Regions from separate parts of the Mus musculus genome. Here regions 2 and 3 are each linked to region 1. A link is a loop called in an ENCODE intact Hi-C map of the cell type or tissue named here. Cell type or tissue: left cerebral cortex. All regions are shown on one strand. Region 1 has its middle 200 kb from the start of Gm24957. Region 2 holds the start of Arpp21 (cyclic AMP-regulated phosphoprotein, 21). Region 3 has its middle 64 kb from the start of Gm24957.

The links. Hi-C counts contacts between places; a loop is a spot of excess contacts. Peaks named below come from ENCODE experiments on the same cell type or tissue, not always from the same donor. Only the 100,000 strongest peaks of a DNase experiment are listed, where the experiment ranks them.
Region 2: it touches region 1 in a loop (2.8-fold over the local background); 2 of 42 quality-filtered maps call a loop at or near these places.
Region 3: it touches region 1 in a loop (2.2-fold over the local background); 2 of 42 quality-filtered maps call a loop at or near these places.

The regions. Positions count from the first base shown.
Region 1 is chr9:112,721,617-112,729,616 of GRCm38, forward strand. No RefSeq gene overlaps it. Among named protein-coding and RNA genes, the nearest start is that of Gm24957, 200 kb to the left of the region's middle. In left cerebral cortex, a CTCF peak has its summit at 4,057; DNase peaks (open chromatin) are centred at 1,242, 1,834, 4,089, 5,690 and 1 more place; H3K27ac peaks cover 2,222 bases.
Region 2 is chr9:112,232,382-112,240,381 of GRCm38, forward strand. Arpp21 (cyclic AMP-regulated phosphoprotein, 21) reads right to left here and starts at 931. Exons shown (of 21, transcript NM_001362020.1): 1 at 711-931. It also overlaps a transcript of 2900079G21Rik not described here. In left cerebral cortex, a CTCF peak has its summit at 3,241; DNase peaks (open chromatin) are centred at 2,304, 2,875, 3,203, 3,517 and 1 more place; H3K4me3 peaks cover 4,195 bases; H3K27ac peaks cover 6,231 bases.
Region 3 is chr9:112,454,197-112,462,196 of GRCm38, forward strand. No RefSeq gene overlaps it. Among named protein-coding and RNA genes, the nearest start is that of Gm24957, 64 kb to the right of the region's middle. In left cerebral cortex, a CTCF peak has its summit at 3,646; DNase peaks (open chromatin) are centred at 764 and 3,589; H3K27ac peaks cover 3,327 bases.

The sequences.
Region 1 (8,000 bases):
CTATGGAAGTGATTAGACCAGATGTTCAAGTTCCTGGTGCCATGAATTTACATACTGCCACAACAGACTGTACCTTGAACTGTGAGTTAAAATAAAGTCTTTTTTGCTTCTGGGGGTTTTTCTTTCCCAGCCACAGAAAGATATCTGAAGCATTCCTTGAGGTTCTCCAAGAGAAAGGAGTCTTCACTAAGGCACTAAAATATGCTTTCCTGAAGGGAATGCAGCCTCATTACCAACCTCTGCTGCTGTCTTTGGCTGTTTCTCAGTTTGGGTATAAAACATTAGGGACTGTAACTTTCACCATTAAGTATCAGAACTTTGTATTTTAGTGAGGTAACATGGCCATGTGATGTCAGATGCCATATGGTAATATGCAACCATTTCTGACCATGATGACGTATAATTATTGTGTTGTGGTTATTGCAAAACACACGGGAACATGGTTGTTCCAGTCATCAGAACCATATGATGGTGACTGATTCCTGGTGTCCCAAGGCCAAAAGTAAGAATGTCAACTGCCAACTTACTAAATTGTTAATATATATATATTATATATATTATATATATATATATATATATAGGCAGATATATATATATATATATATATATATATTATATATATATATATATAGGCAGATCCTAATCACAAAGATAAACGGTCCGAGTGTCTCAACTTGTTGAATCTGTTTGAAGAGTCTGCGCCCAGAAAACCTAGGAAAGAAGAGTCCAATTCCTCCCTTTCCATGGCAATACGATGTGTCTGTGTCTCATGGAATATACACTCACATTTAATTTTGCAGAACTATAAAAGCCCTCAGTTTGCACTCATTATGGATAGAACTCCCCATAGCCAGGTGGATGGGAGGCCTGCTCCTGGGATGGACCATGAACCAATTCTCTCAATTGTCTAGTGTTTGCTTCATGGACTCATGAGCCAAGTAGCTGTTTGGCAGCCACAAGAACTCCCGGGCAAGTTCCGCAACTTGAAACCCCGAAACAGTCCTTCCATGATCAACTGCTGTGCCTGCTGGGTATCCAAATTACCAACGGCAGAGGTTACATCCAAACACTGATATGGCTCCATTCCCAGGTTGAAGGTGGGGAGAGATTCATCAAGCCTCCTAGTGAGAGTTTGATTACATTGGACCCCTTCCATCATGGGAAGAACTGCAATCTGTTCTTATAGAAGGAGACATCTATCCTAATGCAAAGTTCCCTTCCTTGTGTAAAATTCTCCCTTCAGATTCATCTTACTTGAACAGGACTGTCTCTCAGGTGCAGGATGGCAGTTCACGATGCTCATCTCCACCCTACAATTGTGGAGTCTTACTCTGCACTGGAAGTAGGTGATAGGATTTGCCCTTGGCATTCTCTGGCTAGAATGTGTCCTATCACCTAAAGAGAATTGGCTTTCTGCGACAGCTTTCTGCGACAGCTTCCTGCTCTTCTGAAGGGAGATAGCAACTTGAACAAACATGGGACAAGATTTATCTGAGTTAGAACATATCACTATCATGAAGCAGGGTGCGCACAGAAGTGCTCTGCTCATCTAAAGAGTAATTTATAGAATTGTTGCTTTTTATTATTTCTTGTGTGTGTCCATATGTGTGGCTCTGTGTGCATATATCTGTGGGTATGCCTGTATGTGTGTGTGTATGCACGTGTCTGTGTGTGTCTGTGTGTACATGTGTCTATGTATATGTCTGTATGTGTCTACATGTGTCCCTCTGTGCATGTGTCTCTGTGTGTGTCTCTGTGAATATCTGTGTGTGTGTCTTTGTGTTCCTGTGTGTGTGTGAATGTAGGTGTGATCATAGTACAATGTTCCTGTAGACACAGAGGATAACATCTGGGAGTTGATTCTTGCCTCCCAGCTAGTTGATATAAGATCACCTCTTGCTTTTTTTGATGCTGCTCTATATAGTCCCAGCCGGCTTCTTTCTGGCAGGGTTCCTGCCCCTGCCCCTCATCTTTCCTCAGACTTCTGGCTTTAAACACACACACTGCCACTGCATCTGATTCTTTTACAGATCAAACTCAGGTGAAGAAGCCCACATGGCAGCTCCTTTCCCTGCTGAACCATTCTTCTGGCTGCAGAATCTTTTTATTATTAAAGTCACAAACTTGATTGCATTAAATTTCCTAGTTCCTAAGAGGAAAAAAAATTTTTTTTCAGAGAACACATTTCTAGAACCCCAAATTAGAAATCTGAGACTATTTATTTGCCAAACTGGTCTTTGATCTGGCAGACATAGGACAGGGTTGGGGGAAATGTTTCAATCCTTAAAAATAAAAGGGAATCTGTCCTGTTGCTGCAGAACAAATGTAAGAAAGGCTGTCTTGGTATCAGAAGTGAGGACCCTCCTGTGAGCTGGACTGTCACTTCGGTATCCCAACTTGTATTTGCTATTTAAATCCTTTGTAAGGGAATTCTATTCTTGGTTATTGTTTAAAGCAGTTGATCAAGAGAAACATGAAAAACTACTCCAGGGTGTTACAGGAACAAAGAGAAAAGGAAACCAAGCTTTATGTTCAAATTTAAAATGATAACTTTAAACAGCTGTGTGTCCCAAGGTTAAAAACAAGCAACGCCAATTTAGAAAACATGGAGAAATATGTAGGAGATGATTTAGTGTTTACAATGGCTGATGGATAGGGATAGAAAGTCTGGAGACTGTCTTTGGGTGATGTCCTCTGATAATAAAGAGCCACGAAGAGAAATGACTTGATCATATATGCATTCTAACAAGCCAAAAGCATCTCAAGCAAGTAACTGGATGACTAACAGACATTCCGTGAATGGGTGAATGAATAATTGAAGGAAGGAAAGTGAAAAGTGCAGCCAGGAAACTCTGAAAACTCTTGAAGGAAGAGATCAGAATAGGTAGAGAAACATTCTTCAAGAAATATGCTCTTCAACCTGGCGGCATCCCTCCAGACACACACAGTCTACACACACACACACACACACACAGAGAGAGAGAGAGAGAGAGACAGACTACAACTGCCAATGACACAGGCTGGGACATGCCAGATGTGGGTGTCAATCCCAAGTTCTTCCATGCTGTCCTTTAAAGAATACTTAAGAAAGCAGAAAACAGAAACAAGGAAAACAACCAAAGGGTGTGTGTGTGTGTTGGGGGAACCTTTCTCTCCATTCTAACTCTCTCAAAGCTGAATTAAGATGGCATCTATTTTCCCATCAAGATGTTCCATAAGATTTATTGCCAATATTGTCTGTGCCAAAGTCAGCCCAGTGCTACACAGAACCAGTACAGTACATTATACAATGGCAGTCGCGTTGGCTGGGAGTGGCTCCATATTATTGAATTAAAGACTCTAGGTAGATATTTGAAAGAATCAAAAGGTCATAGAATTACTCATACAAAGCACCATGAACTACAGCCACACTTTTTTTTTTTTTTTTTTTTTTTTTTGTCTTTTGAGTGCAATTAGGCTGAAGCCCACAGGGAAGTCACCAGATTGCAGTCTGCATTTAGCAGGGACAGGAACTGACCCTTGTGACTAGGTTCGGTAGCAGTGTTGTTTATTTTCTATTATCGGCAATGCTTAGCATCATGATATTCACACAGCAGGCTGATAACATTGGTTCTGAAGTGTGCAGTATGCTCTCTCCCACATAGAAGAATTTCCACAGGCAAATTACTTAACCCCGCTGAGCCACACTTCCTTAAATTGTAAAAGGAGGGATAATACTGGGCAGCATAGTTAAGAGGATTAGAGGTTGTTTTCTCTGCTGAGCAAAGTTTCTATTATAAAACTCCTATTATTCAGGCATTAAATCTTGCAGGGGCAATTTGTAAAGTAAGATTCCATTTATTTAAATCAAGGAAGCAAGAAAGAAAACAGGTATGAAACGTTCTGCTAGACTGCTTCTACACTATCCTCAGTCTTGTTTATCGGCATTCTGCCATTATTCTTGCTAACATACAAAGCAAAGGGTTTCATCGTGGCTTTAGAGTGTGAATGTCATTTCTCTTTGGTCTTCCTTTCCTCTTGCTCCACCCTCTTGTTTGTCGCCTACCTTACACCAGGGGGCTCCTTCCCTCTGTTCCAGTGTCAGTGTCACGTGCATTCCTGCAGTCATCCTTTTATTTCTCAGTCCTCGCCCCCTTCATAAGCTCCTCCTCTCAAGGCAATGTTCCACTTCTACTATCCCAGCTCTCCCCACCTCACTCAAGTTAAAATATGCAGCCTGCGGATGAGATAAAACACGCAGTACTTGTTTTTCCGCAACAGGTTTATGTCACCTAACACAATGAACTCCAGTTACACCCATTTTCCTGCAAAGTCACAATTTCAATTTTCCTTATGAAGGAGTGAAATTATATTGTGTGTATATTCCTCATTTTCCCTGTCCACTATGTGTTTTTAAACATTTAGGCAAGTCCATTTCTTACTTGTCGATACTGCAGAAAAAAAAATTGGATGTACACGTGTATCTAAAGTATATTGATATAAAGAGCTAAGGGTATATATCTGGGAGTGATACACCTAGGTGATATGAGATCTGCTCTGGATGGTGTGAGATGGAATCTCAAAACAATTTTAATTTGTATTTCCCTGATGGCTAAAGATGTTGAAACTTTCTTCAGTTTTTATTGGGAATTTTGCATCTTTATACACTATAGTCCATAGTTTTCTGTTGTTGTTTTGTCTTATTTAATTTTTGAGGGGGAGGCTGTGTGTGGTGTGTGTGCATGCATGCATGTGTGTGCACATCTCCTGTATTTTGATGTTAGGTTTCTGAACTCATATCCTCAAGCTCTTCAGCCCCCCAAGCCATCTCCTCAGACCCTAGGTATTTCATTGCGACATTATCATTGTTACAAATAAGATTGATATGTCACATGTAAAGCAAGCCTGCAGTGGATTCAGGCTCAGTGAGAGACCCTGTCTCAAGCTAACATCATGGAGCACAAGAGAGCACACTGTCTAACACCATTCTCTTGCTTTCATGGGACAAACATCTTCACATACATGTACACAAGCACATACATATGCACACATGACATATTCAAGGGAAATTGCCTAAACAACTCTATATAATATTTTGGGAATGACCACAAATATTGCTTGTAGGTTGTCTGATCTTGGGTGATTATTTCATCTGCTTCTTCAGACTGATAGTTTTGCCACTTTTTAAAAGACTTCCTCCAACATTGAATTATTTCAGTCTTTGTCAAAAAATGAGCTGTACTGCTGAAAATTTCAACAACTGAAAAACACATAAATCATATGTGATATATCCTCTATAGATACAAAGACACATGTTTGCATACATGCATAAGGCAGGCATGCATGGGCACACCCATATGACCATGTACATATATCACTATACACACCCAAAGAAAATGTTCTTTTTTTGTTTGCTCTCTGTACACACATACATATATACATATCACACATATCTGGATATATATTTGTATCTATGCATTTATACCATCTGTATATGTCTATATGTGGATGTGCAAAGATACATATAAATATGTAAATGTATGCAAATCCCTCCATCTCTCTTTCTCTCCTCTATAACTTGTTACTGTGACTTCACTTCTTCCTACATGTGAAACTGCAGAGCAGTGTGCTTTTGCCACCATTACATTGTAAAATCAATACTGAAATCAGGAAAAATAGCCTACAAGCTCTCTACCTGCCTCCTGGGTCCTTTCATCACAAAATGGCTGTTAATGAGTCATAGAAAGGACTTAGCGAACATTAATATCAGACTACCTACAATGAGGTGCTAATTAAAATTAAGTCCCTTCTTCATTTAAGATGCAACAGGAAAGGAAACCTGATACAGGCCAAGCATCACTGTGAATTTTAATTAAAGGAGATTTGGGAGTGGGCGAATTCCAGAGAATCACAAAGATCCATTCAGCAGATAGAGCGTTTCCTCAGCCTCAGTGCAAGGCAGCTGAGGGTGCCCGCGTGTCATGGAAATCTCTCACTTCTTCGGATCAGCACACCACTTTCAGTGTAATTATGAGGTTCATCCTTAAAATTTGTTGATTTCATATTTGCCTGCATGTATGCTGACGAAAATTAATTAAACTTAAATTGAACACATCAATTACAGCACCTCTTCCAGCACGTTATTCCTCCCTGATTATGTACCCTATAAAATTGCTTTAATTTTTAATTCTGTACTTCAAAGTCAAATAATAATATGTATTTCTAATTAAGCCCGCTTACATATCTCACTGCTGATTAAACCGTTTTAATATTTTATGACACCAGTCACCTTAAGTTCCTACCTCTGACAGCTATTGCCTCTCTGCCTGCCTTTCCTACGCCATACATCTATCTTATCAAGGCACCTAAAACTACCTACTTCCTTCATTCTGGTTTATAGTGAGAGAAACGGTCAACATTTCTAGTCTCAAAATGAGGAGACAATGAAGAAGAAAACTTCTGAGATGACGAGAGAAATGCCTTGGATACCATTGCAGGGATGTGTACGTTGTTTTTATTAATTTTTCTCAGCTTGCCTGTAGCTTACCAACGGTTGAAATTTGGCTTTTAAAATCTAGGGAGGGGAATGTAGGACAAGCCTGACACCCTGATACAAATACCCCTAACCACAGCATCACTGTGCCAACCACATTAAAGCCCATCTTTCTAAGAACAGAATCATACAGTGATGAAATGCAGCTAACATTTTGCCAAGAATCACCACACGCAATTTCCCTGATTGCTTTACTGCATCCTTAGAAAAGGCTACAGCTGAGAGGACCTAGGTGTAGAAGACTTAGAGCAAAGCATGCTGGGGAAAACCGTTGCTAAGGAGCAGAATCTGGAAGGTGGTTCAAGACCCTTTGGTCCTAAGATGGCCCATACTGCCTTCATTCATTCTGGTTCAATTTGCTGCCCTAATGCGTTTTTTTTTTAATCAAATTGAAACTCAACAATGAATTGCTTCTAATTCAGAGCTCTAGGATATGTACCTTGGAATCCAGAGAACATTGTATCATTAGATACGAGCTATCTAATTCCTGTCCTGCATCCCTTTCCCTTGCTTTACTTAGCCCACTTAGCTGGGACTGAGGTCATGCAGGTCACAAGTCTGCTCAGGAGGAATTAAATCCCAGGCTTATTTATACCAACAGAGCATGATCACCATGAGGAGCTGTTCCATGCCACAGGTTTAACACTTGGATGAGATGAGCATTTAAAATAGTTAAACGTGGAAAGATGGCTGGACATGACTCTTTTTTTAAAAAATATTTTTTATTATTATGTATTTTCCACTTATCTGGAATCCCAGCACTCAGGCCAAAGCAGGTAGATTTCATGCCAACCTGAAGTGTAGATGGAGAAAAGAAAATAACTTTTAAAGGCAGAAAGGAAGGATAGAAAGAAAGAGAAAAGGAGAATGGGAGAGGGAAGAAGGAAGGGTGGGAGGGACGACCGACAAATGGAGGGTCGAAGGAAGAACAATCTGTAAAACATACATGCTATTGCCTTAGAGCATGAGAGTATGGTACCCAAAAACAAGTAAATGAAGGTACCAAAATGCCATCCTTGCAATCATGGCAGCAACCCTTGCCTACTGAGGGCTTGTACAAGACTAATCCACTGAATATTCAGTCAGTTATCAGTGGAGGGAAGGCTCATGGGCCTTGCCTCACCCCAGCCAGCAAATTGCAACAGAGGGTTACTGGAACACAGGAAGTCATTGCCTTAGGGTAGCTACAGATGAGCCATTCAGGTTCCAGGGATGTCTCATATCTTGCCCATGTGATAACCACAGTGAGCCTTAAAGCATCACAAAGCAAAATAGAACAAAAGACAGGAAAGTTGGATGGTAACTTGGTGGCAGTAAGGGTGGAGTCAGGGTGGGAGGTAATAAAGGGTGGAGGGATAAGGATGGCCTGAATATATACTGTACATGCACAGAATCACCAAATGATATATTTAAAAACTATATAGTGGGCCAAAAATAAAAACTATTAAAATGGACTATATCAGAATTA
Region 2 (8,000 bases), 490 kb before region 1:
TGTCTGTTCTCGGGCTCCTTTCATTGCAGAGTGAGATGCCCACTCCTTCATTAAACAGCGTTAAAAAACAGACTGCAAGGAACTCCTCAGTGCAGCACGCTCTAACAGGGTGATTGCTACAGTTCTCAAGTAACCACACTCAACTGAGATCTATGACAAGCAGTCACTGAGAGATTGGCAATGTGCAAATCTAATAAAACACACACACACACACACACACACACACACACACACACACACACACACTTGTCTGGGTCTGAACTGAATTACCAGCAAAAAGAAATCACCATATAGTGAATGAAATTAAGTCACCAAGAAACCTAATGGTATTCCCCGGAGGAGCTGTTTAAGTTTCTTTAAATATGCCTCATCCAAAGTACTGTTAAATAAGCACTCACCGAGAGGAATAGTTACTTTGTCATTCGGACGACATAAATCATACCCGGAAAGGAGAAACTAAGACATGTATAATACAATGGTCTAAAGCAATGCCTTTAAATTTACACAGAAACCAAATCATATTAGCACAGACGAGCATAGCAAGAGATGATCTTTTCCCAATCTTTGAGAATGGAAACATGTATCACTTTAAAAAGACATCTAAATGTATTCTCTAGAAATATAAAAATAGCCTGCCAGTCAAAGCGATTAGAAAGCAAAGGAAGATGAGGACAAAGGACACTGAGAATCAGACATAAGCAGGTACATACCTTGAAGGGCTACATAACCCCGAAGACAGGGTCTCTCATGTTAAGATCACTCTGCTATTTGAAGGAAGCATAACTAGCCCTAGTGCCTTCCAAATGACTGTCTTTCATGAAAATGACATTAGCTAAAATGCCACTCAGACATCAAGCCCTATAGTAACATAATCCTGAAAGAGAGGGTCTACTTAGGCTGAAGAGCATATCAAAGGCTCTCTGATTTTCACAGAATTACAAAAAAAAAAAAAAAAAGGAAACAAGAAGTGCCTCCCTGCCTGCCCTGTCTACTTTGCTGCTTACTTAAAGCAGTAAACTGCAGAGTTGGGTTCCAAGGCAGATGAGGAAAGGGTGGGCACAGTTTAGATTTATTCTGCATTGGAGCAAAATTTGAAAAAAAAATACAGATTCATTTCCATTCTAGAGACTGTCATTCTAGCTTGCAGAAGCTGCATCCTTTGAGAAGGCAGAGAGCGAAATGATGGTCTCCATCTGCAACACGTTCTTAGGGGGACCATTTCTAGCAACCTCACCGTACACCTCCCATCCCGCCATGACATTACCTTCCTCATTGCTTTTTTTTTTTCTTAAGACTTAGGCTCCAGTCTTAGTCTGTGTCTGTAAAAGGTGATCAAGCTTTGAATTTAATACATCCGTGACATCCATGCTAAGCCATGTAATTTCTCTTCCGAAGAAACTTTTTAAAACACTTGCCTGATACAGATCCAATCCTACTATCACATTTATCACCCGAGACAGATAACGTTACACCAGAGGCTGTCATGGAAATGACTTCAAGATTTAAAAAAAATAAAGCAAAAAATTATCCTCCTCTCCCTCCCTTCTCCGACCTCTTGGGACCCAGGACCTCTGTGGTAACTGAGGAAAGTGACAAGTTTTCAACTGAAACAAGAGAATGTCCAAACTTGGCACCATAAAACCCATATAAAATTACTGGAAACTTCTGTTACAGAAAGCATCGTCCCTTTCAATTCCCTTCCCAGATTTCAATTTCTGCCTGCTTTGAGGGAAAGAGAGTCCACCCATGCCTTCCGCCGAGACATAGAAACAAGATAAACAACACAGAAACGACAAACAGGTCAAAGGGAAAGCACAGATAGATGGTAGAAAGAAAAAAAAAGGGGGAGGGGGCAGCAGAAGCAGAAAGCCCCAACAGCCAGACACAAAGGGCTTGTGATGCTCATGTCGGAAGACTTGGCTCTTTACCTGAAGGAACAGTGGAGTGACCCAGCGTCCCGGGTGCCTTGACTGACTGGATTTCGTTTGGGGCTTTTGTGAGTAATTATTGTTTCTCAGTGAATGCTTTGGTTGGGTCAGTTTGGTTTGTGGCTTGCCTTTGTTGTTTGGTCGATTTATTTTAACTGCTAGCAAAAGGAGCCCTTGGCTTGGAGGCAGGGGTCCTCGCGCTGCCCAGGCACAGCGCTGGTGGGGAACGCGTGGCTGCGGCTGTTGGACTGTCACCGCTCCGGACGCTTGGAGGTCTTCGCTGCTAGAGAGTCTGTATGTCACCACAGGCTGCTGAGCTCCTGTCTGTCTATTTGCCTGTCTGTCAGTCTGTCTGCTTCAGGAAAGGGGTTGGGGGTGGTGTCCAGGCTTTGCTCTGCTCCTCTCTCTTGGGAGTAGCCACCTTCTCCTGCAGCCAGTCCTTGCGCTGATCTGTCCGCCCCTCTGCGACCTGTGGTCCCACCAGCAATGCGGGAACCAGGTGACTGTCGTTGGAGCCCGCAGCGTCTCTGCTACTTTGCTACTTTGCGCTCCGGCCACTTCCCCAGGTCGGGTGGGAGGAGGTGACTGCAGGGAGCGAGTGCACGGGGCTGGCTGTCCCTGTCCCTCCCTCTCCGTCTCCCTGCCCGCTGAGTGCTCCCTCTTCTCTCTCTCTCTCTCTCCTCTCTCTCCTCTTCTCTCCTCTCCTCTCTCTCTCTCCGCTCTCTTCTCTCCTTTCTCTCTTCTCTCTCTCTCTCTCTCTCTCTCTCTCTCTCTCTCTCTCCCTCGCTCGCAGGATTTCGATCTCTCTGGCTGAGTAGGTCCACCTGAGGGTCACTCTCGCAGTCCCGCCGGAGTCAGCCAGCCTCAGTGGTGCTCCCGACCGCCCCACCCGGCCATGCCCTCCCACAGGGCTGGCTAGGCTCCCAGGCAGCGCCCAGCTCCTCCCCGCCAGCCAAAGACGCGTCCAGCCGGGCGGGCACCAAGAGCACCGAAAGCATTGCACATGCCCGCCCCCCTCCCCCCAATAGTTCCTGCCCCAAGACCCGTGCTGGCGACCCCTCTGCGGAGGGAGATGGCCCTGAGGGGACGCTCAGTGATGCCCGGTCTCTGGGCCACCACGCAAAGCCGAGGCTTGAGCGCAGCCGGCACCTGCTCTGTGCGCCAGGCGCTGCCATACCCACTGCTCTCACCACCCCTGGGCTGGAGACAAAGCGCATGAGCCACGCGCGCGGCAGCGCGAGCATCATTAATCAGAGGAAACTGGCGCGCTGCCCCGGCCCCGCCACCCTGCCTCTCCCTCCCAGCCACCAGGCGCGCCCCGGAGCCCAGCCCTTACCTACCTCGCTGGGGTACCACCTCGAGTCCTAGGGATGTTTGGCCAGAGCTTCTGGGTTTCTGGTACTCCGTGCTTACTCTCCGAGGCCAAGTGCAGAAAACAGCCCGGGGCAGCAACACCTCACCCCACCCAAGAAATGATTCTCAGCTTTGAGCTCTCAGATGCCCAGGCTTTAGAGCTGAGAGAGACTACAAGTCCTGCTGCTCAGCGAGACTGGTCCTCTGGATGCAAGACCGCCCAGATCAGTGCTGCCTGCCCCACTGGGCGCTGATGCGCTGACTGAGAGAAACCTTGCACTGCAGAGCCCAGAGGGGTAGGGCTGGGGCAGGGAGCAGAGTTGACACCTGAAGAAATAAAAGCTCTGATTTACCCATTTGTTTTGGAGATGAGTACTATTTTTATTATGTGCAATTCTTTTTTTTTTCATAATCTAAGGGCACACTACCAAGAGGAGAAAAAAGTACAGTGAAGAGTGAATAAATTTCCGGAATACCGCCCACCCGCTAGCGACTATACATCCTACTTTCCGACAGCGTAGGTCACCAGCCAAGATAGCCCATTCTAGCTTCCTACCCCCAGCTGAGAGCAAGGCATTGGATTCTGGCCTTCTTGGCTGGCTTGTTATTAATGGGTAGCAAAATTATAGTCGTGCACTTCTGTGTGCAACTGCCAAAGCCCATTTTAACAATATCCAATACCGGAGCTTCTGAGATGCAGACAGCGAGTTAAGTGTGAATCTGCTGCAATGCACAATATATTGACAACAAAAGCTTAGCAGTTGGTGATTAGTAACCTCATGAACAAACCACAAATATATAACTACCATAAAATATGCCACGAAAATCTCTTCTTTTATTTATTTATTTATTTATTTATTTATTTATTGACTTCTATTTAGGTACACCTACCTTTAATGGTGGTCGTTAAAAATGAAAAAACAAAAACAAAAACAAAACTAGGCTTATAAGTCACATGGCTTCCGTGGTGTTCTAGAAGAGTGATTTGCATAGAATCTTTATGGTCATGCTGTCGTGTGTGTGTGTGTGTGTGTGTGTGTGTGTGTGTGTGTGTTCGCTCACGCATGTGTACACTGCGGGGAGTAGGAGGTTGGATTGGTCCTTGCTGCACAGATCATTATTTTCTATCTGTTAGTGTCTCCCTCTGGGTTTCCACTTCTGCAGGGCAGGAAAAATCCACAGCAGAAAGTTTCAGGCAAAAGGATCCTCCAGCTTCCAGGACTCATGGGCACTTTGGTTTTAGCTCCGTCTTTCCTGCTAACTCCTCTCAAAACGTATTGGTAAATGTTTTCCAGCCACTTCGAATGCAACAGAAAAAAAAATCAAAATATTTCTAATCATATCCCAATCATATCTAACTCTAAAAACCAAACACTAAGTTTCTTCTTGGGAAAGTGTGTAAAGTTGTGTATGTGGTCAGTGTAGAAACCTTCCCATACACACACACCCACACACAGAATCCAGTTCTGTAAACCAGAACAGAAATTGCAGCTTTTGAAAAGGAGAGGGGAATTCTGAGAGAAATCCTGGTTTTCAAAAACAAAACAAAACAAACAAAAACTCTATCACTTAGACCGAGGAAAAGTTTCTAAATCTTAACAATAATGGACAAACTGGATGGTGATATTTAGAGCAACATCTCTTGTGATTTTTTTAAAGCTCTGTTTGAAAATAAGTACACTTGGATTTAAAACATTAAAACTCAACTGTATTTTTTGTCTTTTCTCCATATATAAATGGAGCCAACAAATCAGTGGCCTAAGATGGCTCAAGTTTATTTGAGGCCAAGTAACTAATCAGTATTCAGCTATCCAATTTAAAAAAATTTGTGTCTTGGTGTGGGACTGAAATATCCTCTTGGGGCTATTAGGCAGGTAGTGAGCAATGTTCTTATTGTAGGCGTTTGGAAGGTGTGCACATTTCCTTAAATGATTTGAAGTGGTTCTTAACGGTTATGGCCCAGACCTTTCATTGTGTAAAATGAGATCTTCCATGTCGGACCTCTGAGTGATAAAGTCACAGTGGCAGTGATATCCTCACTTTAAAGATGCCATGGAGGAGTGGCAAAGCAGGAGGTGCTCTTAGATGTGAGGGCCCTTGAGTGTTTGCTGGTACTGTGTTTGCAATGAAGGAGTATGCCTGTAACCAGGTAACCCTAGCTCAGGGAGTTGAGCTCACCTATACACTGGCAAACATCTGAGGCTGTTGGCAAGCTCCTTTAAACACATATTCCCTGGAGACACTAAATTAGTGCCCTTTAATGAAGCTCTCAAATTGGATTTTCAAAATAAGGCGAATTGCTAGAATAACCCAGCTACCTTTATGAGCACCTTTTCAGCTGAAGCGAGAAGTAGGATTTCCGTGCTGGTGAACTTGCAACATTTCTCAACAATTAGGTTGTGAGGAACTCCACTTAAGGGCAGACACCCCCTCCACAGTAAAGGCCCACATATTCCCTAGAGAGACTTCTCATCCGCCTCGTATCCAGCAAAACTGGCTAGGGTCTATTAAATATCAGTCTTGGATTTGGGTTTCAAGCTTTAGAAATATACGTAAGGGAGAAAGGCGAGGAGAAAGATGGGGTAGGGTGAGGGCGGTTTGATAGCAAGATTAACATTTCAACCAGAAAAGTCGAGAGAGCCCCATTCTTACTTTGTACTCAGCCAAAATAACTCCAAAAACACATTTCAGAACATCAACAAAGAATGTTACATCATGTATGCATCTGAGCGTGAAGAAATGTCACGATCAAAAACAAAGAGGACTTCGGGGACTAGAAACCAAATGTTCCGATGGCATAGATCCCTTGGTCCCAACTCTGTCTCCTCTGCAGCAGGCTGTGTGCAATGTAAGAAAATGATCCCCGTGAGCAGGCAGACCACAAATGACCCCTGGCCTGCACTCTCATGAAGTGATGCTCTGTTGCCAAAGCAGATCAAGACGTTTCTTAAAAATAAACGTGTTTGCAGCTTTCCTGGAGCTTCCTTGGAATCAGAAGAGAGGCACTGGGGAGGCACAGAAGGCATCTGCTACACGGAGGTTTGGAAAACGGGTCAGGGAAAGATCTGAGCAACAGTAGACCAGGAAGGCTGCTGAATAAGTTATCTTGTTTCTTTTCAGCACTTCTTGGGTCAGATACATTGACACTCGAAGCATCTTGCTTCCCCACCTCCTCATGCTGGAAAGCAGAGCATGGTGTTTGCCCATTTGCATCCTGAGAAACCCCAGGCTCTCATGGGGTCATGCATGGGGACAGAGGCAGGAGGACTTTCTGCAGTGCAGGGGTGGGACACCCTTATCATCTACTATTCTAGGACCACTTCAGATAGAAGTATAGTTCCACATGGAACCCTCTAAAGGCATATTGCTTTCTATTTTGCTTGTGGAGTATGCATTGTCACATGTGGTCTGGGCACACATGTACTTGCAGTTCACATTCACATGTGTGTACGTATGTATGAAGGCCAGAGAATGACATTGGGGTCTTCCTCTGCCAATCTCCACTTTTATTTATTAAAGTGGGGTACCTCGCTGGGACCAGAGCTCACTGGTATATGGGGTCTAACTGGCCAGCTTGGCCAGGGCTTTTGGGGCTCCAAGCTCATCTGGCTTTCCTGTGGGTTCCCGGGATCTGAACTGTGATCCTGAAGCCTGAAAAGTAAGCGCTTTCATCCAACGAGCCATTTCCCCAGACAAAGGTGTTATTGACTTAAAAGAAAACAAACACACAGAAAACACTAGGCCTAAAAAATGAAAGTAGAGAAAAAGCACAAGCCTTAGGAGACCACATAAGAAAAGAGAGGTCGATATGTTATCCAGGAAAATCAGGAAGGACACAAAACAGAGCCTCAGCTGTGCCACACTAGGTCTATAGTCCGTCTCTTTTATAGCCTTTCCTGGGCACATAGATTCCCCAGGATGGACACTGGTTCCTTCCTCACACAGGAGCAGATGAGTGTCACTATCAGATATTTGGCTTCTTAGCCATGAGTAAAAGCTATTAATTAGGCATTACGGAGGGTGGGGGGGTGGGAGATGGGGACTAGCTATAGCCCATTTCTAATTCAATGCAGAACATCTGAATTTGAAATTATTTTCCAAACCTGAAAGTGAGGTGTGTGTGTGTGTGTGTGTGTGTGTGTGTGTGTGTGTGAATGTGTGTATATCCGTACATACACTTGATACTTCAAAAAAGACTTAGGTCTTACTAAAAAGATAATTGTCATCTCATATCCAATGTCTCCAGAAGGACAACATTACAGAATTATCTGAATAAATGTACAATTTGTTCTCTAAAGCCATTCTTCAAAGAACGTCTCTTTTTATTTCCTTTTCATAATGAAATTTACATTTATGCAATGTAAAGAGGCATTTTGGGGAAAAGAAGAGAATTTCAAAATCAAAGGGAACAGAATAAAACCTTTCCCAGAATACAACCACCCAAGTTGCCATGGCTTTTTGCTTAGCCAATCTCTATGCATAGGTATCTGCAAATCCGTGGATCTGTTTTGCAATAATGGCTTATAGAATACGTGTTATTTTATAATCCACTCCCCTGTTCCCTGCTCGCTTCTCTACTTTTAAATGAATCATAAGTTTCTTTCTGTGTCTTTGACTATACTGGTATGTTAATGACAACACAGTAGTTCATTAAATCTTTAAATGTACTTATGCTACAAGTAAAAGAATACATGAGTTACAACCTGGAAGATTTTATTC
Region 3 (8,000 bases), 270 kb before region 1:
TGCACATACAAAGACACATACCAGGAACATAGCCCACACACTGAGGTTCATTTATAGATAAACATTCACAGACATGCAGAGACACAAGAATATGAGTAAATAATACAGACACATGCCACATAGACATCGATAATGAGAGGTGAAAACAGGGAAAAACAGAAATATGTGGACATCGAATGTGACATGTGAATATGCAAGGTCGCCTTGCACTTTCAAATATCCAAATGAGACAGTTTAAAATCTTAATTGCCATTTATAAAGATCCTTATATGGAAGTACACAAGACACACATACACACACACACAGGCACAAAATCTTGCCTTCTTAAATGTGTATTGAATGCAGAACATCATGTATTTGTGAGTTAAAATGAAGCCACTCATCATGAGTCAATAGTAGTATCAACAATATTCACAATGAAGGAAATTTTCCTTTTATTAGAACAAGTACGATCAAGACAAAACCGTGGCCCTCTGGAATGAAATTGAACTACTGAGATTCGGACTCTGGATTCAATGCCTCTGGAGCTGGCATTGACCTTTGAGCTCAATGAACTCAGTCCCTCACTTCATAGCAAAAGCTGTCAAATTCCTCCAGGCCAGGAACCAGATGGGTCCTGCTCAGAGCACTGGTGTGCAGTGAGCTAAACTCTAAGGTCAGCTGAGGTCGCGAGCACCCCAGAGGGATCCTGGCATGAATTTCCGTCCCTCTCTTCCATGCTGGCACGGGTTCTGGTGTCCATATGTCTGCGCATACATAGAAGCTGAGGCAGAGAAACTCGTGAGGATTGCCAAGGCCCCAGAATACTGAAAACAGTTGCTATATCCTGTTGCCATGACAACCCACTCAGGAAAGAAACTAGGTGCCAGACTTAGATTTTTTGTTGTTGTTGTTTCTTTCTTTTTGAGTCCTAGAGGAGGATCAAGATGAGTTGATAACTCTTTTATTGCTACCTTGGGGCAGAGAGAAAGGTCTGTCCTGCCCTGTGTGGCATCTGAGCCAGCCTGTTACTCCAGGGATAAATAGGAATGCAGCTCTGGCTAATTTTATATCTCTCAGAGACAGAGATCTCTGGTAACAACGCTTCACAGAAAATAACAGCCTCCTAGAAGGTAACATGTCTATGAAAACCTGAGAATTCTTTGGCCCAGCTTCCTTAGCATGCCTAAAACTCTCTTCTCCATCTCCTCAGACTTGGTTTTAACTAAATCATTGTTCCTTCTTGCAAAGAAACCTATTCCTACAGATCCAACAAGAGTGTCTTGGGAGATGCAGAGCCAGGTCATCATAGAAAGCAAGTAAGAAGGTCTGGTGAGTGTGAGCAACCTTGGGGGATGTGGAGACCTTCCAAGTGCCAGTCTCTTCCAACATACACCACTTGCCTTCCTATAGGAAGTAACTGTCCACATTTGTAATGTTTAAGTTCAAGTTGCAGAGCTGATATCTACACAAAACTGTAAAATAACTGTCACACTCTTGTCTTGTAAACCCTACAGAGAAAATAAGTGGGTCCCATAAGACTAAAACAGGGCTTCCTCCAAAGCATAAGGTTTTGAGATCCCAGTGTTAGCAGTGGACTGCTGCCTTAACAGTTGTCCCAGAAGGCCCCTCTAACAATAAAGGATATCACCACTGATACCAGTTGCTTTTTAGAACTGATGGAAAGAACCTACTGCTGAAGACAAAGTAGTGCAGGACTTTAAATAAGATGAGGAAAGAGTTGGGAGAGTCTCCTCCCTGCAGGCTAGCTCATGTAGTCCCACAAAGTTCTACTAAGGTTGCTAGGGATGCTTATGAGTCAAAGTACCATTCAACTGTGGCCTCTGCATGTTTCACAATGGCAGTGCCAAGCAAGATGCGTCAGTTAGCACTATAGTGCCATAAGTGCTGTGGATAACGTCAGCTTTCTGATTAAACTTAAGGCCTAGAGCACAGGGGAATATTCACCACTGAAAACAAGAGCTTACACAAACCAACCTGGGGCTCATTGTTAGATTTAGGTTGCCTGGCCAAGAAGCTCCAAAGATCCATTTGTCTCTGTCTCCCCAGAATGGGTATTGCATATGTGAGCTGCCAGCCTAGCTTTTACCTGCATACTGAGGATCTCAGTGATTTACACATCGATCTAACACCCCAGCTCCAGTTCCAAGCATATATGTGTGTGTGTAAGTATGTATGTACGCATGTATGTATGTATGTATGTATGTATACAGGAAAATGCTTCTCTATCAACCCAGACTAAGGAACCAGCACCTTTGGGATTCTAATCCTGGAAGAAGTCACCACTGACAGCTTGTCATTCTACCCATGCTGACCTGTCACTCCACCAGACAGACCTGCACCATGCAGTCTCACTGGGCGCCTCCCTTTATCATCAGATCAGCAGGTTAACACATTTGTTTGCTTTTGGTCACTGCAAAACTCATTGGGTCACACCATCCCTTCTCTGTCTGTTTCCCACTGAGAATTTTCATCTGGGCTGGAAGTTAAACTTCAGTAGTCCTGTACTGTATACTCCCACCTCCCATATTAGTTGGGTTCAATCCATTCTCAGCATTGCTGGCAGCTTGATACTTGTCTAATTAATCTTGGAGCTCTCACATTGACATCTTAACACCCTGCCATGCTTCCTCAACCTTACTTTGTTTGCTGACTTTAGCAGTCCATCTCTAATGGCTTCTATCTTAGTTGGATTGGACCGTACCCCAACTCACTGTCTGTGTTAGTTTCATTGTGACCCAGTCCTAGTATGTGACATTTAATTATTGTTTCTCTATAATCCCCTTCCCACTTATTTTCATATAGATGGTATAGACAAAGACCAGGGAAGACGAATGGTATTTACTGAATTGAGATAGATAGCTAGGGCTAGATTCCCAACGTTCCAAAGCTGAATGCATCAATTTTCTACTGAATTTCAGTTTCACATATGAAGAGTCTTTATGATAAAACATATATACATCTTCCAGAACAACTAAATAACATGAGTACCACAGACACAATTACATTTACTCTGAAGGCAATATTTTCTCTAATCACAAAGTAACCCTGGGATCATGGTCACATACATGTTTTAGGCTTTTGAAAGGGAATATCTGCATTTTCTTTATGGATGTCAGGCATTTACAAATAGTTGAATATATATATATATATATATATATATATATATATATATAATATTTATTTTGTCATATGTATGTATTACATGCCATATATTCACAGGTAATGGAAATTTATTTTAATATATTATACTGCAAGTACAACTTCAGATCAGAGAGGGAAGATAAAGATGCTTGAATTTTTATGAGAAAAGAATCTGAGTAGCTGTTGTTGTTGTTTATTTGTTTGTTTTCCTGCTTTGAAACAGGGTTGCATGTATCTCTAACTCACCTTGAATTCACTTTGTAGCTAAGATGATCTTAGACTTCTGATCCTCCCATCTCTACCTCCTGGTTGCCAGGTTATGGGGGTGTACCATCACGTGTTTTACGTGGTTCTGGGGAAGCTGGAACTCGATACAGTCTGAGCATATGTGACAGATGAACAGAGTGAACAGCAAGTTATTTCAGGGTCAGATGCTTCAGGAATGAATCAGGGACCTGAACAGTGCAGAGCATAGCGAGAAAGCCTGGGCAAAGGGGGCAGCAGAGACTCAGAGTTTCCATTTGTTTATGAAGGTTCCAGAACTCAGCTCTTGCTTGAATGTGAACATAGGAGACACCTGAGAATATGAGGTTTTATCTCATCATTACATCTGTCACCTCATCGATTTTCTCTTGAGAAATTACATGGGAAGGGATCCAAAGGAATGTGAAAATTGTTATTTTATAATGTTAAGCCCAAAACTTCTAAACAGTTTTGAAGAAAAAAAAAATCACCTCTGTAAGAGATCTACTTAGCACATTTTTAAATGTTTCTGTTTCTTAAACTTCAAGTCTTCCTTAAGTTGTGCCTACTTTTACCTACCGTGGTCTTTAAATTATCACCATTTGACCTTCAAATTGAAAAGACAAAAAAACAACAACAATCAAACAAATGAAGAACTCCAAAACTGATTGTCCCTGGTGGAGGTTCAGAGCTTTCTAAATGACTAACTTTATACACCTGATACTATTGAAAGTCTAGACTTACAGAGCTGATCTAATCAAGCTGACCATAGTGGACCAACATGTGCATGCCCTCTCTCCTTGGTGCTGAAACATCAGTGAACAGAATAGGTCTCAATATCTTACCAGGTCAAAATGACATTTTTGTAGTAGGAAGCAAACTATATATATAATATTTAGTACAATGGAAGATATGGAATGCCAGTGTATCCATAAAGTTCACAAACTGAATTTTAATTTTAACTAGAATGATCAATGAAATCTTCATGGAGGAGGGGTCTTATTGAAGGTGTGGACAGTATCTGTAAGGAACAAACATCACAGAGGAGATAGAAGGAAAAAAAAATTTTCCAACCCAGGCCTTAGAAAGCACCATAGACTTCCATGTGTCTGGGAGGTGATCTTTACCCTCTGAAGTTCAAAGACTAATGAAAGACAGAGGTAAAGAGAAAGAAGAGAAGAGGGAAGATGGAGGTAAGAAGAAAGCCTAAGATATTTGGATCTCTTAACAGGAATTGCCCCTTTTCGCTTAGTGAGACAGGAAGCATTAGAGAGTTTTAAGTAGAGAGGTGGCTTGATTTAAGTAACATTTTAGCAGAATATCATCACAGAAAAGGGAAAAACACCAGAAGTTTTGATCTTAGCCATTCTGATTTGTGTAAGGTGGAATCTCAGGGTCGTTTTGATTTGAATTTCTCTGATCCCTAAGGACTTTGAACATTTCTTTAGGTGCTGCTCAGCCATTAGAGATTCCTCTGTTGTGAATTCTCAGTTTAGTTCTATACCCCCCTTTTTTATTGGGTTGTTTGTTTTTTTTTTTTTTTTTGTTAGCTTCTTGAATTCTTTACATATTTTAGATATAAGTCCTCTATCAGATGTGGAGTTAGTGAAATTTTTTTCACAATTTGTAGGTTGATGATTTGTCTTATTGACTATGTACTTTGCCTTACAGAAGCTTTCCAGTTTCATGAGGTCCCATTTATCAATTTTTGATCTTAGAGTATGAGCCATTGGAGTTCCCCTTGTGTCAATGAGTTCAAGACTCTTTACCACTTTCTTTTCTATTAGATTCAGTGTATCTGGTTTTATGTTGAGGTCCTTGATCCACTTGGACTTGAGCTGTGTACAAGGTGACAAATATGGGTCTATTTTCATTTTTCTACATACAGACATTCAGTTAGACTAACACTCTTTATTGAAGATGTTTTCTTTTTTCCAATGTATATTTTTGGCATCTTTGTCAAGGAGCAAGTGTCCATAAGTGTGTGATTTTATTTCTGGGTCTTTAATTCTATTCCATTGATCAACGTGTCTGTCTCTGTGATAATACCATGCAGTTTTATCACTATTGCTCAGTAGTAAAGCTTGAGGTCAAAGATAGTGATTCCCCCAGTCATTCTTTTATTGTGAGGAATCATTTTGGATATTCTTGGTTACCCAAGATACAGTCCACAGAACTCAAAAAGGTCAAGAAGAAAAGGAGCCCAAGTGAGGACACCTCAGTCCCACTTGGGAGGGAGAAGAAAGCAATCACAAGTGGGGAGGGAGGGACCTGGGAGGGAAAGTGTATGGAGGTTCAGGAGGGGAACCTGATCTGGTATTGGGCGAGGGAAAAGGGCTGAAGCTCTGAAGGCCAGCAGAAAGACTGGGAACAGGCAACCTCAGGAGGTAGGAGGTTGGGAGGACCCTCCAGAATGCACCAGAGACCTGCGAGGTGAGAAACTCTCATGACCCAAAGGGATGCTCCTTAGATGAAATGCCTGACAATAGGGAGAGCGAACTTATAGAGCCCAGCTCCAGCAGGAGGACAGGGCATCAAATGATGGAGGGGGTGACATCCCACAGTGAAAATTCTGACCCATAATTGTTCCTGTCTGAAAGAATTACAGGGATGGAAATGGAGAAGAGCCTGAGAAAAAGAGTATTCAGAGACAGGCGCACAGTGGGATCCAGCTCAAGGGGAGCTCCCAAGGCCTGACACTATTACTGAGGCTATGGAGGGCTCACAAAAAAGGACCTATCATGACTGCCTTCCAAAAGACCCAATAAGCAGCTGAAAGACTCAGATGCAGATATTTGCACCCATCCAATGGACAGAATCTGCTAACCTCTGTGGTTGAATTAGGGAAAGGCTGAAAGAAACTGAGGAAGAGGTTAGCCCTGTAGGAAGAACAACAGTTTCAATTAACCCGGACCACCGAGATCTCTCAACACTGGACCACAAAAAGACAGCATATACCAGCTGATATGAGGCCCCCAACACACATATACAGCAGAGGACTGCTGGGTCTAGGTTAAGTTAGAGAAGATGCACCTAACCCTCAAAAGATTGGAGGCCCTACGGAGTTTAGAGGTCACCTGCGGTGAGGGGTGGGAGGTAGGTGTAGGGACATCCTTGTGGAGATAGGGGAGTGGAGAAGAGCTATGGGATGTGGAACATTCAGAAGGTGGATGGAGTAACAAAATCTGGAATGTAAAAAAAATATAAATAAATAAATAAATAATAAAAAAGGAGAAAACAGCAGGTGGAAGCTTGCTGTATAGCAAGCATCCTGGAGAGAACCCTAGTAGGATCTAGAAGATAAGTAACTCACAACTCTCAGAATGTCCATCAAATTTACTACAGTCATGATGTTCTTTGTTCTGGTTGGTATTTTTTGTTAACTTGACATAAATTAGAGTTATCTGAGAAGAAAGAATAGCTTAAAAGAAAAAAAATAGGCAGGCTCATGAAACATTTTCTTAATTAATGATTGATGTGGGTGGGCCTAGCATATGGCTTGTGCCACCCTTAGACTCTTGGCCCTAGAGACAAGAAAGCAGATTTAACAAGCCACAAGGAACAAGCCAGTAAGCAGCATCCCTCTGTCGTCTTTTTATTAGCTCCTGCCTGCAGGTTCCTGCCCTGGATTTCCACAGAGATGTTGAACTGTAAGACAAAGAAACAACAAAAACACACACCAAAACAAGAGCAACAACAACAAAAAACAACCTTTTGCCCCCAAATTGCTTTTGTACATGGAGTTTTATGACAAATATAGGAACTTAACTAATTACCTCTTAACTTTTCACGGTTATATAAGAGTCAGCAAAGCATACTGAGGAGAGTATCCAATCAGGCAGGGCTGCGCGGAGTCATGAAGAGAACCTCAAGGTTCCAGCTTTGTGTCACTGCTCACGCAGGGTTAGGCTTTCAGTGACTTAATCTTTTCCAGTGTGTCATTCTGAGGTCTTGGTTTGGATTGGATCTAGATATCTCATCAAGCCATTGTAACATATATTCAGTGAAAGAAATTGCAAAGTTGTGTGATAGGTGTTTAATATTGATGACAACTAACTAGACATGATCTAGAATTACCATGGCAACAAACTTCGGTCTGTGATGTAACTTCTGGATGGAGGTGATTGAGAAGTTCCTAGTGATGGGTGGAACTACTCCATAGATCCTTCTCTGAATAAAATGAAGGCAGTGAGCACAATACTCACCTTCATCTCTGTCTACTTCCTGACAGTGGCTGCAATGTGATCAGCTGCTCACATTCCTGATGCCATGACTTTCTCACTATGAAGGGCTGTATCCCTTTAAACTGTGAGCCAAAAGAAATCCTTCTTTCAATGACTCTTGTCAAGTATTTTGTCAGGAAAGTAAGTGATAAAATGATGAAGGAACTTCTGTAACGATACAAAAGACACATAAAGAGGAAATCGGTATTCATGTACAGGGGATGAGTGAGCAGACCTAGCAATTTTTCTCTTAGAGAGAAAATAAAAATGAAAGATTCCTTGGTTATTTGTGATGTTTTTCAGAGGAAACAATAACAACTCTAGATACAAAGTAGATTCTTGTTTCTTTTTACTTACAAAATGTGTTGTTATGTGAAATACATTCAAATG